Regions from separate parts of the Homo sapiens genome. Here region 2 is linked to region 1. Evidence: chromatin loops called from intact Hi-C (ENCODE). Cell type or tissue: dorsolateral prefrontal cortex. All regions are shown on one strand. Links, peaks and the distances in the headings refer to the core of each region. The heading gives the core; the rest is flanking DNA. Region 1 overlaps GPR153 (G protein-coupled receptor 153). Region 2 overlaps PLEKHG5 (pleckstrin homology and RhoGEF domain containing G5).

What was found. Hi-C counts contacts between places; a loop is a spot of excess contacts. Peaks named below come from ENCODE experiments on the same cell type or tissue, not always from the same donor. Only the 100,000 strongest peaks of a DNase experiment are listed, where the experiment ranks them.
Region 2: a loop joins it to region 1, with 4 times the contacts of the local background. A loop is called at or near these places in 18 of 110 quality-filtered maps.

What each region holds. Positions count from the first base shown.
Region 1 is chr1:6,249,429-6,254,791 of GRCh38, forward strand. GPR153 (G protein-coupled receptor 153) reads right to left here. Exons shown (of 6, transcript NM_207370.4): 2 at 5,122-5,363; 3 at 4,290-4,719; 4 at 1,910-2,102; 5 at 1,012-1,196; 6 at 1-575. Among named protein-coding and RNA genes, the nearest start is that of HES3, 7.9 kb to the left of the region's middle. RefSeq lists an enhancer at 255-796. In dorsolateral prefrontal cortex, for the core only: no CTCF peak of the experiment used is centred there; no DNase peak of the experiment used is centred there; H3K27me3 peaks cover 3,273 bases.
Region 2 is chr1:6,479,790-6,485,152 of GRCh38, forward strand. All of the region lies in intron 1 of PLEKHG5 (pleckstrin homology and RhoGEF domain containing G5), which reads right to left. Among named protein-coding and RNA genes, the nearest start is that of PLEKHG5, 9.2 kb to the right of the region's middle. In dorsolateral prefrontal cortex, for the core only: no CTCF peak of the experiment used is centred there; no DNase peak of the experiment used is centred there; H3K4me3 peaks cover 518 bases; H3K27me3 peaks cover 311 bases.

The DNA.
Region 1 (5,363 bases), core at 134-5,133:
CCGCCCGCCGCGCGCAGCCCCCCGGGCTCGCCCCACGACGCGCTCAGGCCGGGGCGCAGAGAGCCGGCGTGCGAGTGCGCAGAGGGGCGTGGCCCTGGGCTCCGCTGGGCGCTGCTTGGGGGCGTCGGGGCCTCTCCGGGATCTGCGCCGTCGGGGGCGGCGGGCGCAGCGGGGAAGGGCCCGGGCGGGCGGCGCAGGGCCTGTGGCTCGCACTCGAAGGCGGTCAGGGCGAAGGCGTCGGGCAGCAGCGAGGCCGAGGCGGAGCGGGGGCCGGGCCCGGGGCGGCGGCGCGGGCTGCCGGGGGGCGAGTCGCGGGCTCCCCGCGGGCCGCTATCCAGGGCCGAGGGCCGCAGCGACAGCAGGCTCTCGGCCGAGCGGCGGCGCGCGCGGGACGGTGGTGCGTCCTCCGCGAAGGCCAGGAGGCTGGCGCGGCGCCGCTCGGGCCCGGCAGGCAGCACCAGGTGCGCCAGGGCGGCCAGGTCCTCGCCGGAGCCCCAGCGCGGCAGGAAGGCGGGCAGCGGGACGGCGGCCCACACGTCCGCATCGTCGTGGGAGAAGCGCCGCGTGGGCGGGACCTGTCAGGACGCGGCTGGCTTTTACCCCGAGCTGCCCTCCTGGGAAACGGGGACAAACCCTTCTCCACCCTGGGGAAAGGCCTTCCGTGGGTCAGGGACCAGGCTGCGCGCTGGGGCAGTCTGGCTGGGAGCTGTGAGGTTTGGTGCAGTCTCTTCGAGCCGCAGGGCTGTGTCAGACAGCTGGGGTCGGTTGGGGAGGGCGCTCGTTGAGGATACTGAGCCGGCAGGAGATAACTCATGTGACAGGGACCATGGGGGTGGCGGTTGGGGCCCACCCACACAAGCTGTGTGACCTTTGGACAGCCCGTCCTCGGATGGTGACAGCCACCCCTGCGACTGCAGAAGGCGTGAGATGGGCTCCGAGTGGAGAGGCCTCGGGGAGCTCAGGACACCCTGTCACCCGCAGGTGCGGCCTCTCCCCCAGCCCTGCGCTCACCTGCAGGTATTGCATCTTGTCCTCCTGCAAGGGCCGCAGTGGGTAGAGCTGGGGCAGGCCCCCCTCCAGGGCGGAGATCTCATACTTGGCCATCCTATCTAGGGCCACAAAATCACCTCCATAGCCATAGTCCAGGGAGCGCTCCAACACCAGGTCCGGGGAGATGCCACCTTCCAGGCTGGTCTCTGTAGGGTGGGGGGTGGGTGGGGGGGCAGAGCCTTAGGGTCATGGAAACTTGGGGGCATCTGGGAGGGAATCCCAGGGATCCCCCTGAGATCCCCCAACAGACATATACAAGGTAGGGGGCTGGTTAGCTGAAAAGGGAATGGGAGGGGTTCTGGGTTCAAATCCCAAATATGCCACCCTTTAGCTGTGAGACTGGGCAGGGAGGTCACTCACTGAGACAATTTCCTTATCTAGGACATGGGGTGGGACCAGAGGTGACCTCGGGAGGACTAAATAACACACGCAAGGGGCTGGCAGTGCCTGGACAGAGCACGGGCTGGGCTGAGGGTAATGGGATTGCTGGTAACGGTATCCAGACAGGACCTCGGTCTGCAGGAGCCCCCAGGGCAGCTTGCTGGGGATCCCTGAGGTTGGGGGGTGAGCCCAGGAGCTCCGCTGGAGCACTTGCAGACATGTCTACCCTGCTCTCTGTTAACCAGAACATCCCATTACTTGGAACCTGGGGCAGCCAAGCCAGATAGGAGAGTGCCCTGTGGGAACCTGGCTTAGGTCCCTTGGACATTCAAGTACATTTGGGGGTGACACGGGGTGTCTGGTGGTTGAGAATGAAGTCACCTCCTTAGTGGCGTTGCCTGACAGCCGTTTTCCTGCCAACCCCAATGACCTAACCTAGACGCCACTCTCCCTGGGGCCACTCTCAGGCCATCCTCACCATCGTCTGACTCCTCGTCGTTGGCCATGAGGGCCATGCACTTCTCCCGGACAGCTTTGAGGTCAGCCCGGTAGCGGTCGCAGGCCCAGAGGAACACAGGCAGCAGCAGGGCCTGGGCCACGGAGCACCACAGCACGCAGAGTGCCATCCAGGGCGCTGAGGCGTCGGCCCGCAGGCTGCTGAAGCTCACCACCTGTGGGCACAGGGCTCGGCCTGGCACCTGCAGGACCCCCCACCATCACACAAGCTCCCCCTGAGTCTCGGTCTCCCCATGTGTACGGCAGGTCTGACAGGTGGGTATCTGCCAAGGAGAAGGGGCCCTTGGGGAGAAAAGAGCTGGAGCGTGGCAGTGGGAGGCCCCGCCTTCCGGGAGCTACCTGGCTACTGGGCAGCACTGGGTGGCCTTGCTCTGTCTTCCTCCTGGCTGCCCATGGAGAGAAGTGGGGCATGGATTACCACCTCCTCCCCGCTTTGTTTTGAGACAGTCTCATTCTGTCACCCAGGCTGGAGTGCAGTGGCTCAATCATGGCTCACTGCAGCCTCCATCTCCTGGGCTTAAGAGATCCTCCTGCCTCGGCCTCCCAAAGTGCTGGGATTACGGGTATGAATCACTGTGCCCGGCTGCCATCCCCTTTTTGAGATGAGGAAACTGAGGCTTAGAGAACCAGGTCTCAAGCCTGTTCAAGATTCTACCACCCCCTTCCCGGCCAGTGGCCTCCTCAGCCCTACCCCTGCTTTTGGGTCCCTGCATTCCTCCTCTCCCAGGATAGCCCTCGTTGCTCTGTCCCAAAGAGTGATGCTTAAGTGACTGCCACAAAAGAGTGAAAGTGTGGAGGATGTGGGTATGTTGATTCTGCCGTTTGTGGGCCACGTGACCCTCAGAAAGCTGCTAAACCCCTTTGGGGCTCAGTTTCTTCATCTGGAAAATGGGCTAAGAACAGGCCATGCTCTAGAGGGTGAAGACTCCGGACGCTTTATAACAGCAGCATGGAGTGGCCCCACAAGCTGTACCCTCTTCCCCGTCCGTAAGAGACGCAGGGGTGGTTCTGACTCCCTCCCAGCCCCGCCTCTCCCCACCACTGCCCCCACTCTGCTCCCGAGGTGCCTTGTGGGTCTCTGCTGTTTCATGAAGCCCCTGCCCTCCATCTGCACAGGGACCGGGCTGCCAGCCCCCACTGTACACATGAGGACCCTTAGCTGGGGAGAACCAGGCCTGCTGGGGGTGGGGCAGTGGGGGCTGCCTCCTGAGCAAGGCCCTGACTCTGAAGCTGCCACCCCCCGAGTCACCATTCTGGAGCTCATGTCCTCATGTCCTGCAATGGCTCAGGGAAGGCAGTCTTGCCTGCTGCTTGGATGAAACCCCTCAGGCTGGTCTTTGCCCCAGTCCTCTCCCTGTCTCACTGCAGACCTTTCGGGGATGGGCGTAGAGTCCTGCAGGGGGCAGGGGTTGGCTACTGAGTCCAGACTTCATTCTTGGGCCAAGCTGGTCCCAGCTTCACCAAGAGGACCCCAGGCAGCCCCTCTGGACCTCAGACCTTTGTCGGCAAGGCCTTTCTCACAGCAGCCCTCACCTTGGCCTTCCCCAGCCGTTAGTATCAAGTGCAACTCCCCAACAGACATTTGAGGCCCGCCCTGGCCTTGCTCTGTCTCCTGATCCTGCGCCCCTACCTACCTACCTACGGCACCAAAGCTCCCTCTGTCCATCCTGGGACCTGGACCCACCAGGAAACCCATGGGTATGCTATCCTACCTCTGCATCAAACGGCCCTTGAGGCCAGATGCAGTGGTTCACGCTTGTAATCCTAGCAGTTTGGGAGGCTGAGATGGGCAGATCACCTGAGGTCAGGAGTTCGAGACCAGCCTGACTAACATGGTGAAAACCTGTCTGTACTAAAAATACAAAAAAAAAATTAGCCAGGCGTGGCAGCGGGCACCTGTAATCCCAGCTACTTGGAGGCTGAGGCAGGAGACTCGCTTGAACCCAGGAGGCAGAGGTTGCAGTGAGCTGAGATTGTGCCATTGCACATCCAGCCTGGGCAACAAGAGCAAAACTCTGTCTCAAAAATAAATAAATAAATAAAGTAAAACAAAAACAAAAAAATGGGCCTTGGGCAAGGGGAGTAAACTCTTCTGCACTGTAGCAGCTAGGCCCTGGGCCCTGCAGTTGCCGGATGTGGGTTCAAGTCCCACCAGGCTGCCCTGACTCTAGGCAGGTCTTTACACCTCTCTGAACCTCGGTTTCCAAATCTGGAAAATGGGGACGATGATCAAGCCCATCTCAAAGGATTGGGTCTGAGGACTCAACCACCTGATGCCTGGAGTATGAGCAGCCCCAGGGCTGTCCCAGAGACAGGCCCCTCTACCCGACGCCGTCACCCACCAGCACAGGGAAGCCCATGAGGCAGTCGTAGATGAAGACTATGGTGGTCACGAGGCCCGTGGTCTGCAGAGAGGTTTTGGCGGGCTCCGAGCCATCGATGGAGGAGCGCCGCTTGCCCTGCGCGTCCTCCACCACGATGGTGGGCACGGTGAAGGCGCGGCGGTCGGCCTGGCGCCCCACCTGCACGGCCAGCGTCTGGAAGAGGGCGATGGCTGTGCAGATCACGCCCATGGCCACGCTGCCGCCCACCAGCAGCAGGAAGCAGACGCCAAAGCCCAGGCCGATCTCAGCCACGATGAAGCGGCAGCCATGGGTGTAGAAGCGCTCGCTGGTGTCGTGCCAGCCAACGGCAGGCAGGGCCGACAGGATGAAGGACACCATCCAGATACCCATGACTGTGTGCACCGCCTGCTTCTTGGCATTGCTCAGCCTGGCATGAGGCAGGGTGGAACAGAGGGATCTGGCGTCACCCACAGGGCCTCCCCAGGCCTCTGGGGACCTGTAGGGGATCCGCACCACCCAGGCACCCCACACCCCCAGTATATCATAGTCATGGCACAGCCAGTGTGGCAGGGCCTTGTTCCTTGCATAGGAGATACTGTGAACATTGTCACACGTCCCTCTTCCAAGCATTCTGTATTGGCTGCTTGTGTCTACCCATGCAAAGCTACGTGTATGCCCCCAGCAGCTTACAGCAGCCCCTCCTGAGCCTGCCTGCCCTCCCAGCATGCCACAGGTGTGGCCACTCCTGTGTGCGCATGGGCACACCAGATATGTCTTTGTTTTCACGCCTGCTTAGAACCCCAAGAACCCCAGAACTTCACATGCTCACCGGTAGTTGACAGGCCAGCAGACCATCCACATGCGGTGGTAGGAGAGGGAGGTGACAGAGAAACAGGTGGCCAGGGTGAGGGTGTAGAAGGTGGACACGAAGACCTTGCAGAGACCCTCATTCCACTCGAAGTCGGGGCGCTGCCGCCGCAGCTGCACCACGGAGTAGGTGGCGATGGGCACGGCCACATTTAGCATGTGGGTGGCCGCGAGTGTACACAGCAGGAACTCCAAGGGCTTCCA
Region 2 (5,363 bases), core at 319-5,318, 230 kb after region 1:
TTAGTAGTGACAGATCTCACTATGTTGCCCAGGCTAGTCTTGAACTCCTGGGCTCAAGCAATCTGCCCGCCTTGACCTCCCAAAGAGCTGGGATTATAGGCATGAGCCACTGTGCCTGGCTGACCTTGACATTTTGGAAGTCTTCGAGCCAGCAGCCTCGCACAGAGCTCCTCAATGTGGATCTCCCTGGTGGTCCTCAGAAAGTTTCAAACTGAGCGTTCAGGCGGGGACACCACAGAGCTGTGTGTTCTTGCTATTTGCCTGTAATGCTGGATCCTCTGGGGACCTCTGTACCTTGTAGAGTCCCTTTTTCCCCTATAATTAATAAGTAATCTGTGGCATGGCACTTTGAGATGTCTTGTTCCCCAGTAATCTCACTCAATCAGTTGAGGTCAGGAGTTCAAGACCAGCCTGGCCAACATGACAAAACCCCATCTCTACTAAAAATATAAAAAATTGCCAGGCACGGTGGCTCATGCCTGTAATCCTAGCACTTTGGGAGGCCGAGGCGGGTGGATTGCCTGAGCTCAGGAGTTCGATAGCAGCCTGGGCAACACGGTGAAACCCCGTCTCTACTAAAATACAAAAAAATTAGCCAGTCGTGGCAGCGTACGCCTGTAGTCCCAGCTACTCAGGAGGCTGAGGCAGGAGAATTGCTTGAACCGGGGGCAGAGGTTGCAGTGAGCCGAGATCACACCACTGCACTCCAGCCTGAGTGACAGAGCGAGACTTTGTCTCCAAAAAAAAAAAAATTAGCCAGGCATGGTGATGTGAGCTTGCGGTCCTAAGAGCTTTAGCATACATAGATGATTTTAACCTAAATCAATTATTTGATTCTTCTGATGGCTGCAAGGTGGGGGATTTCCTTTTTTTTTTTGAGACAGGGTCTCACTCTGTCACCCAATCTGGAGTGCAGTGCCGCAATCTCGGCTCACTGCAACCTCTACCTCCTGGGTTCAAGTGATTCTCCTGCCTCACCGTCCCAAGTAGCTGGGACTACAGGCATGTACCACCATACCCAGCTAATTTTTAGTAGAGATAGGATTTCGCCATGTTGCACAGCCTGGTCTCGAACTCCTGGGCTCAACTGATCCGCCCGCCTCAGCCTCCCAAAGTGCTGGAATTAGTGCTGGGATTACAGGTGTGAGCCACCATATCAGCTTGGGGTCACTCTTGACATTCTCTGTTATGCCCCCATCTGGTCAGCCCGAAAATCCCGCTGGCTCCACCTTTAGTATCTGTGGCCTCAACCCAGCCACAGCTCATAAGCGTGCCACTGCCCAGCCACCTTTTAGCTAGATGACAACAATGGCCTCAAAACTGGCCTCACTGCTACCCCCATCCCCCACAATATGTTGTCCATGTGCAGCTAGAGTGGGCCCTGTTCAAAGAGGAGTCCCACTGTATCTACTCAAAACCCTCCAAGGGTTCCCATCTCACTCTGAATAAAAGCCAAAAGGGGCCAGGAGCAGTGGCTATGCCTGTAATCCCAGCACTTTGGGAGGCCGAGGCGGGCGGGTCACCTGAGGTTGGGAGTTCGAGACCAGCCTGACCAACATGGAAGAAACCCTGTCTCTACTAAAAATACAAAATTAGCTGGGCATGGTGGCGCATGCCTGTAATCCCAGCTACGCGGGAGGCTGAAGCAGGAGAATCGCTTGAATACGGGAGGCAGAGGTTGCAGTGAGCCGAGATTGTGCCATCGCACTCCAGCCTGGGGCAAAACTCCGTCTCAAAATAAATAAATAAATAAATAAATAAATAAATAAATAAATATATAAGTAAATAAAAAGGCCAGGCGCGGTGGCTCATGCCTGTAATCCCCAGCACTTTGGGAGGCTGAGGCAGGCGGATCACAAGGTCAGGAGATCAAGACCATCCTGGCTAACATGGTGAAACCCCGTCTCTACTAAAAACACAAAAACTTAGCCGGGCATGGTGGCACACGCCTGTAGTCCCAGCTACTCAGGAGGCTGAGGCAGGAGAATTGTTTGAACTCAGGAGGCAGAGGTTGCAGTGAGCTGAGATTGCGCCACTGCACTCCAGCCTGGGCTACAGGGAAGACATTATCTTAAAAAAAAAAAAAAGCCAAAAGGGTTAAGGTTAGGGTTTTCAGTCTTTTATGACATTGACTTTTTTTTTTTTTAGGGTTAAGGCCACCCCATTCAGGGACCTCCTGTCCTGCTCTTCCATCCTGGCTCACTCCCCTCACCCACTGGCCTCCTGGTCGTTCCGGGACACACTCCCTCAGGGCAGCTCCCACCTCTGAGCTGTGACATCTGCCAGTCCCTGGACTGAGATGCTTTTCCCCAGATATTGAAATGCATGGCTCCCTGCCTTCCCTCCCCTCCTGCTAGCTTCCCCCCAAGTCACCTTCTCATCCTCCTCATTCGCCCTCCACGCTCCTTTCCTGTCCTCAGCACTTTCCAGCACCTGACAGGTCACATATTCCACCCTGCTGCCTCCACACCTGGTCACATTCGCAAGGACAGAAATGTTACTCTGTCTGATTCAGCGCCTGACCTCCGGTCCCAGCTGCTCCATAAATCCTTGTTTCATTTATGAATTAAGGCAGGAGAGAGGCGCTGAAGAGTTTCTGGCTGGTGAAAGCCCGATGAGAGATTTCCGAGATAGGCGTGGTGAGGATAGCAGAGAAAGTGACAGGAGGGAGGAGGAGGCCGGGAAGAATCTGAGTGTGTTTTTAATGTGGTCGTCATGTGTCTGGAGCCACACTGGGGGCATTACATGTGTATCTCATCCCATAAGATAAGGGCTGTTATTGTCCCTGTTTCACACAAGAGGAAAGTAAAACTCAGAGAGGTGAAATGACTTGTCTAAGGTCACACAGCCAGTGGATCTAGGACTTGAAGCCACTGTGTGTGGGGCTCTGGATCCCAGATTATTATTTATTTATTTATGTATTTATTTATGTTTTTTGCGATAGAGTCTCGCTCTGTTGCCCAGGCTGGAGAGCAGTGGCATGATCTTGGCTCACTGCAACCTCCGCCTCCTGGGTTCAGACAATTCTCCTGTTTCAGCCTCCCAAGTAACTGGGACTACAAGCACACGCCACCACACCCAGGTAATTTTTGGATTTTGAGTAGAGACGGGGTTTCACCTTGTTGGTCAGGCTGGTCTTGAACACCTGCCCTCAGGTGATCCACCCACATCGGCCTCACCAAGTGCTGGGATTACAGGCGTGAGCCACGGCACCCAGACTGGATCCCAGATTTTAACCCACATTCACGCCCTCTCATGGGTGTCTTAGGAGCGAGAGGCTGGCCTCAGGTCAGCCGGGATTACGGGGACAGGAGGAAATCTATCTCAGTTTGATGCAAGCCCTGTTGGTTCTTGTGTCCCTCCGTGTCTCCATCTGACAGGAAAGGGAACAGGGCACAGGACTGGCAGTCGGCAGGTGGCACTCCAAGCAGGCCCACGTGCTCAGGGAGGGGCTGATCTGCATGGAGCTGGGCCCCAGGCAGGTGGCTGGGGACAGGATGACCCAGATTCCTGAAGGCAGCCTTGAGCACCAGGTGCCCCCACTTCTACACCCTTCAGGAGTGATCTTCAACTGTGCTTGTGGGGCTTGAAGTGAGGGTGATGGGATTGATCCCTCAACCCCTGCAGCTCTTTCTGGTTTCTGTCTTAATCTATCGTAAAACAAAGTGCAAAAACTCCAGCCCGGGCCACACAGTGAGATCCTGCCTCTACAAAAAACAAACAAAATTAGCCGGGTGTGGTGGCGCTCTCTTGTAGTCCCAGCTACTTGGGAGGCTGAGGTGGGAAGATTGCTGGAGCCCAGGAGGTTGAGGCTGCAGTGAGCCATGATCACATTGCTGCACTCCAGCCTGGGCGACACAGTGAGACCCCGTCTCAGAAAAAAATTTAAAAACTACAGAGACCACTAAGCTGTCCTCAGCCAGGGCTCTACCCACACCCTCACCCTGAATCCACAGCGCACTGCTGAGAGAAACATCAGGCTTTGCAGCTTCTGGGAGCCCAAGCTTCAGGTGTCTCCTCATGAGAATGATCTGGGGAAGGGCCCTGCCCCACCTTGTCCCCTCTTCCTGGGAGCCCCCCGTCTGCGGGCTCCGCAGCCCTCTGGCCCTCTGTGAACCCAGCCAGCATGGCAGAGGCTCCCAGCTCCAATCCCTTCCAGGCCTCCTGAGATTTCCTAGTGCCAGCTGGGGCGGCAGACCTGCCCATGACCCAAGCCCTGGTCTCACCGCAGGTAGGGGGTGACAAGGAAGGAGCCGTGCTAGGTCGGAGGAGTTCTGGGAGGGTCTCTGGGACCCTTCCAGTCCAAGTCTGACTCTGTGCCACCATCTTGTTTTTAAATCAATCCAATATACAGACAGCAGATTTGATACCCTGATTCGCTCCTTACGGAAGAGTCAGTATTCAACAAATACGGACTGAGCCCTATGACGCACCCCACCCTGGATCCCTTGAAAGCCTCGAGATCAGTTTCCCTGCTGTGATGGTCTGGGTGGCCACTACCATCACTGAGGCTGCTCGACTCCTCCAGCTGCTGCCAGGGGCTGGTGCCCAGGCCCGGCTGACCTCATCTGCTTCCCTCCTCTCAGCAGTCCCCAGGCTCAGGGGCACTGGGGGCACAGTGAGGCTCAGCCCCAGGATCTGAACCAGGTGGTTTCCGACTTCGTCGAGCAGATCTGGTTGACGATGAAGTTCTGGAAGCCCCCCGGGAGAACCATGAGCCCAACTGAGAAGCTGGGGTGGGCAGAGCTCCCTGGTGCAGTTTCTGCTCCCCGTTCTGCCTCACGTCCCACCCCCAAACCCCAGAGTCTCCCCAGCTCCCTCCAGAGGCAGGACTCCCCCAGCACTAGGGCGGAATGGCCCCTTCTTGAAGCCAGACTCCAGCCCCTTCTCTCAGACCCAACTGCCCCTCCCTCACCTGCCTGCCTGCCCACCATGTCCTGCCTCTGTCCTGCAGGAGGGACACCAGGGTCCGGGGGGGAATGTTCCCAGGTCTCAACCCAAGGGAGGAGAGAGCCCACCCATGGGAACAGCCAGCTCCCACCCCCTCTAACGCCAGGCAGCCAAAATAACAGAGGGGGGCCCTTTGGGGAATACACGCATGTGAGGATGGGGACAGAGAACCAGGCGTCCACCCTCACACAAGGGCTGGGGCCAGAGGCACAAGGAGAAACAGAGGCCTCTGGGGTAGGAGGAGGCTGTGGGCAGGGCCAGGGCAGAGGAAGGAAAGGAGAGGGGCGGCCCAGCATAGGGCCCGGGACCCACAGGTGTGTCCGGAGCTGGCCCCAGACACAAAGCGCCAAGAATTGGCGGGGACATCTCAGCCGGCGGGGACACACCCCGGAGTCCGAGGTCCCCGTCACCAG